2 separate regions of the Homo sapiens genome follow, and region 1 is linked to region 2. Evidence: read pairs that join two places in POLR2A ChIA-PET (ENCODE). Cell type or tissue: HCT116. All regions are shown on one strand. Each heading gives the region's core, and the rest is flanking DNA. Links, peaks and the distances in the headings are about the cores only. Region 1 overlaps PTAFR (platelet activating factor receptor). Region 2 has its middle 18 kb from the start of PHACTR4.

What was found. ChIA-PET counts read pairs that join two places held together with the same protein. Peaks named below come from ENCODE experiments on the same cell type or tissue, not always from the same donor. Only the 100,000 strongest peaks of a DNase experiment are listed, where the experiment ranks them.
Region 1: POLR2A ChIA-PET joins it to region 2 with 5 read pairs; 6 of 35 experiments call an interaction of 5 or more read pairs at or near these places.

What each region holds. Positions count from the first base shown.
Region 1 is chr1:28,147,252-28,150,159 of GRCh38, forward strand. PTAFR (platelet activating factor receptor) reads right to left here. Exons shown (of 2, transcript NM_000952.5): 2 at 1-2,908. The coding sequence ends at 2,742. Among named protein-coding and RNA genes, the nearest start is that of PTAFR, 28 kb to the right of the region's middle. RefSeq lists enhancers at 946-1,446, 1,041-1,180. In HCT116, for the core only: no CTCF peak of the experiment used is centred there; no DNase peak of the experiment used is centred there.
Region 2 is chr1:28,350,130-28,353,037 of GRCh38, forward strand. No RefSeq gene overlaps it. Among named protein-coding and RNA genes, the nearest start is that of PHACTR4, 18 kb to the right of the region's middle. In HCT116, for the core only: no CTCF peak of the experiment used is centred there; a DNase peak (open chromatin) is centred at 1,642; H3K4me3 peaks cover 1,892 bases; H3K27ac peaks cover 2,397 bases.

The DNA of each region.
Region 1 (2,908 bases), core at 245-2,744, 200 kb before region 2:
TGAAATTCAGGAGACGCGGGGAGTTAGCACAGAAGCACTTTCCTCATTCAGAGCTCTTTTGGCTGCGAGAAACAGACACCCAATCAAATCAGCTTCAGCAAAATGAGAGAATGTATCCTGACAAGGGACGCTCACAGGGCCTAAAGGAAGAGTGCTGGGCCCCTGGAGGACTGAGGGAAGCCGGCAGGTCCCTGGAGGCGGTGCCCGGCTGCTCTCCAGGCGCCTGTGATTCCTCTGGTCCCTGCCTTGCTATGCGTATCTTCCCTCTGAGCAGAGCCATTTTCTCTACCACATTCATGCAGGTGCCCATCCCCCGCAACACACACAGACAAACACACACACATGGACACAGTCACAGCTCCAGGGTTTCTATGTGTTCAGGTAAGGGACCTGCAAAGCCTGAACAGCCTCCCTAAATCTAGATGCCCACCTCTCATCCTTTCAGCTCCCATCAGAGGATCAAGGGGCCCAAATTCGCAGAAAAGGGGAGGGTCTAAGATGAGCAGTCACCCTGCCAAGAGGTGTCTGCCTCAACATTAGTGGCGTATAACAATCCCATGAGGTAGCTTTAACCTCATAGGTAATGACCCTAAGAGGTAGGAAATTCAGTGCCTGGTCCCTCAGCAGGAAATGACACAGCCAAGACTTGAACCAGGCTTGTGTGATGCTGCACTAGCCACCGGGTCATCCCATCAGCCAAGTCCAGCCCACAGCTACCATCCCAGACTCCAGCAGGTTACAGGTCCATCGAGAGGCATTTCTCAAAATCAGCAATCCGGTGTTTGCCCGGTACACAGGAAATGAGTATCCCAGCTTCACAGGGACACTGACTGGAAGGAAGGAAGACTTCTCTGAAGGAGCACAGAGCTCTAGAAACCAGAGAAGTTTCCTCTGAGCCCCTTGGGTCTGAGGCTGCCAGGTTCACACTGCAGATACTTGTCTCAGGGCAGGAGAGGAGGCTCATTTGCATATACTTGCCAAAAATCACAAGCAGACATCTAGAGATCCCCAGGAGAAGCTGACACCTGGCTGACACCTGCTGACAGTAACTGCTCCTCCCACCTCCTGGAAGCTATGTTAGGAGGACCCTCCCAGAGGGCAAGGGAGGAGAGAACTGACAGACCCTTCTACCCAGGGGCCTCATGTACTTCCCAGCCCATGTGCCTGTTCGTATGGAAGCCCCTGGACATCGGGGTGTCCTGGCCTGGACAGCTCCAATTTTGCCTTTTTTGTTTGTTTGTTTGTTTTTGACACAGAGTCTCACTCTGTCGCCCAGGCTGGAGAGCAGTGGCGTGATCTCGGCTCACTGCAAGCTCCGCCTCCTCCCAGTAGCTACAGCCTATGGGACTACAGGCATGCGCCACCACGCCAGGCTAATTTTTTTGTATTTTTAGTAGAGACGGGGTTTTACCATATTGGTCAGGCTGGTCTCAAACTCCTAACTTCAAATGATCGGCCCACCTCAGCCTCCCAAAGTACTGGGATTACAGGCATGAGCCATATTTTTGTATTCTTAGTGGAGATGGCGTTTCACCACGTTGGCCAGGCTGGTCTCGAACTCCGGACCTCAGGTGATCTGCCTGCCTTGGCCTCCCAAAGTGCTGGGATTATAGGCATGAGCCACTGAGCCCAGCCCCAATTTTGCTTTCAAGGGGCCTTTGCCCACCCTCAGTGGGTGGCTGCCCCACAGAAGGTACTTAATTAGGGACTATTGTTGAGACAGAAAGAGGAGGTGGGCATCTCCTTCCCACTCCCCCAGAGCTGACTGGACTAGAGGCAAGGCCTTTGCAGACAGACACGTCTGTCTTGGGAAGCAAGCTCTTGTCCTAGCTTTTGGTCTGTTCATGTTTTATCTTCTTTGGTCACCATTAGGGACAGGTTGCCAGATGAGTCAGAGAAGGTTCCATCAAGCCCCTTCCCCTGAGAAAGGTCACAAAGACCTTGTGCCGGAGGGTGGAGAGAGGATGGCAACATCTTAGCTCAAAAGTCTGCCCCAAGGTAGTGCCATACAGTGAGGGCAGTGTCCTTTCCTAACCCAGTCTACCTCTATCACTTGAGAGTAGTTGCCCAAAGCTTTTTTTTTTTTTTTTTTTTTTTTTTTGAGATGGAATCTCGCTCTGTTGCCAGGCTAGAGTGCAATGGTGCAATCTAGGTTCACTGCAACCTCTGCCTCCCAGGTTCAAGCGATTCTCCTGCCTCAGCCTCCTGAGTAGCTGGGACTACAGGCGTGTGCCACCATGCCCGGCTAATTTTTGTATGTTTTAGTAGAGATGGGGTTTTACAATGTTGGCCAGGATGGTCTCGATCTCTTGACCCATGATCTGCCCACCTCGGCCTCCCAAAGTGCTGGGATTACAGGTGTGAGCCACTGCGCCCACTCCCCCAAAGCTTTAGACCGATGCCCCATCGGGGAGAACTAGGTGGTTTAAAGTCTTCCCCCAAGGTCTGCACCTGGCCCTGACATTCCTTCCGGCCCCATAAGATTAAGGGACTCAGGATAAAGTCATCAGTCACAGTTACTGTAGTATGCGCCCACAGGCGGATGAAGGGGCTCATTTGAGTTCTGGATTTTCCAACAGCCTGGCTCTGCCATCATCCCTGCCCAGGTGAGGTAGCCTCCAAATCTAATGGCCCACCAGTGCCCACAGAGGTGGTGCCCAGACCACAGTAGATATCCCTTCTTCCCCCAGCTCAGTCCATGATGTTCATGGAGGAGAAGACTTCAGGCCTGGAAGCAGGGACTAATTTTTGAGGGAATTGCCAGGGATCTGGTTGAATGGCACAACCACTTCAGTGACCGTATCCGTGGTGGCCCGGGAGCATTTCCGGCTACTGCGCATGCTGTAGAACTTTTCGGTGAGGTGCTTGCGGAACTTCTTGGTGAGGAAACAGTAGATAACAGGGTCTA
Region 2 (2,908 bases), core at 225-2,724:
ATGGTGGCACATGCCTGTAATCCCAGCTACTACTACTTGGGAGGCTGAGGCAGGAGAATCGCTTGAACCCGGGAGGCAGAGGTTGCGGTGAGCCGAGATCTTCCCATTGTACTCCAGCCTGAGCAATAAGAGCTAAACTCTGTCTCGAAAAAAAAAATACATTTTTGAGGCAATTATGGAACTGTGAATAATAATTGGGTATCATGTGATATTAGGAAACTGGGCCCAAGCAATCCTTCCACTTCAGCCTCTCGAGTAGTTGGAACTACAGGTGCATGCCACCATGCCAACTAGTATTTAAATTTTTCTGTAGAGACAGGGTCTGGCTTTGTTGACCAAGCTGGTTTCGAACTCCTGGGCTCCAGCGATCCTCCCTCCTCAGCCTCCCCAAATTCTGGGATTACAAGCATGAGCCACCTCATCTGGCCAACAGTTTCCTAATATCACATGATACCCAATTATTATTCGCAGTTCCATAATTGCCTCAAAAATGTATTTTTTTTTTCGAGACAGAGTTTAGCTCTTATTGCCCAGGCTGGAGTACAATGGGAAGATTTCGGCTCACCACAATCTCTGCCTCCCGGGTTCAAGCGATTCTCCTGCCTCAGCCTCCCAAGTAGTAGTAGCTGGGATTACAGGCATGTGCCACCATCCCCAGCTAATGTTTTGTATCTTTAGTAGAGATGGGGTTTCTCGATGTTGGTCAGGCTGGTCTTGAACTCCCAACCTCAGGTTATCCGCCTGCCTCAGCCTCCCACAGTGCTGGGATTACAGGCGTGAGCCACCACTGTTGGCCTAAAAATGTCTTTTTATGGTTTGTTTGAGTCAGGATCCACTCAAGGTCAACATGTTACATTTGCTTGTGATGTCTTTGCTTCCTTTTTAAAGTATAACATTTTCCTCCTCTCAATACCAGGAAGCCCATCTTCTTTTGGAGACCCTAGATTATCCTAGTGGCCTCCTGCGGGGAGGATATTGGTGTGGCGAGTGGATGGCAACGGTTGCGCTAGACCAGAAGTTGTAGTATTACTACCTTTTTTTTTTTGAGATGGAAGTCTTGCTCTGTTGCCCAGACTAGAGTGCAGTGGCGCACTCTTGGCTCACTGCAACCTCCACCTCCTGGGTTCAAGCGATTTTCCTGCCCGAGTAGCTCAGATTACAGGCGGCCACCACAGCACCTGGCTAATTTTTGTATTTTTAGTAGAGACGGGGTTTCACCATCTTGGCCAGACTGGTCTCGAACTCCTGACCTCATGATCCACCCGCCTCCGCCTCCTAAAGTGCTGGGATTACAGGCGTGAGCCACCGCGCCCGGCCTTTTTAGTTTGTTTGAGACAGAGTCTCGCTCTGTCACCCAGGTTGGAGTGCAGTGGCATGATCTCAGCTCACTGCAACATCCACCTCCCGGGTTCAAGCGATTCTCCTGCCTCAGCCTCCCAAGTAGGTGGGACTACAGGCACATGCCACCATGCCCAGCTAATTTTTTGTATTTTTAGTAGAGATGGGGTTACACCTTGTTAGCTAGGATGGTCTCGAGCTCCTGACCTCGTGATCCACCCACCTCCGCCTCCCAAAGTGCTGGGATTACAGGCATGAGTCACTACACCCAGCCCCTCCCTCCTCTTGAGGATTCCTTTTGCTTTTCTCCTGTATTGACTTTCCCATTTCCTGTTTCCAGAATTTTATCTAAAGTTACCTGAACTGTATCTTTGTTTGCCCTCCGGTTTTGGTAGACCATATCTGCCAGTAGTTTCTTGTGAAATGATGCATCAGAGGTAAAAATGTTTAGATCTTGTATATCTGATTATGTCTTTACCCACATGTTTGAACGATGGTGTTAATTTTTTTTTTTTTTTTTTTTTTTTTTTTTTGAGTCTCGCACTCTAGCCCAGGCTGGAGTGCAGTGGCGCCATCTCGGCTCACTGCAAGCTCCGCCTCCCAGGTTGACGCCATTCTCCTGCCTCAGCCTCCTGAGTAGCTGGGACTACAGGCGCCGGCCACGACGCCCGGCTAATTTTTTGTATTTTTAGTAGAGACGGGGTTTCACCGTGTTAGCCAGGATGGTCTCAATCTCCTGACCTTGTGATCCGCCCGCCTTGGCCTCCCAAAGTGCTGGGATTACAGGCGTGAGCCACCGTGCCCGGCTGATGTTAATGTTTTAACAAGGTACAGAATCCTAGGTTGGAAATCATCACCTTTCGGAATTTTGAAGGCATTCCTCCCTTCTTTTACTTCAAGTGTTGCCATTGAGAGGTCTAAAGCCATTCTGATCTCTGATCTGCTATGTGGGACTTGTATCTTTTCTGTTTGGAAACTGATAGAATCTTGTCTTTGTCTGCAGGTCCTGACATGTCAGTGGTGAGTCATGATATAGGTTTATTCTCATTCATTGTGCTAGGCACACAGTGGGCCCTTTCAATCTGGAAATTTGTGGAAAATATTTTAAATTATTTTATGATATCTCCTCAACTTTTTTTTTTAGACAGTCTCTGTTGCCAGGCTGGAGTGCAGTAGTGCGATTTTGGCTCACTGAAACCTCTGCCTCCTGGGTTCAAGCGATTCTCCTGCCTCAGCCTCCCGAGTAGCTGGGATTACAGGTGACCACCACCATGCCCGGCTAATTTTTGTATTTTTTAGTGGAGACGGGGTTTCACCATGTTGACAAGGCTAGTCTTGAACTCCTGACCTCAAGTGATTAGCCTCCCTCAGCCTCCCAAAGTGCTGGGATTACAGGCGTGAGCCACTGCGCCCGGCCATAAATAAATATTTAATTAAAATAAATTAAGAAAAAGCTTTCTCTCTGCATTGTCTCAATTTCCTACAAGTTTCTTTCTTCCTTTTTTAAATTTTGCTAAGTGTTTTATAATCACAACAAACTAGTACAGAGAATGCCCTGTACAAAACACAA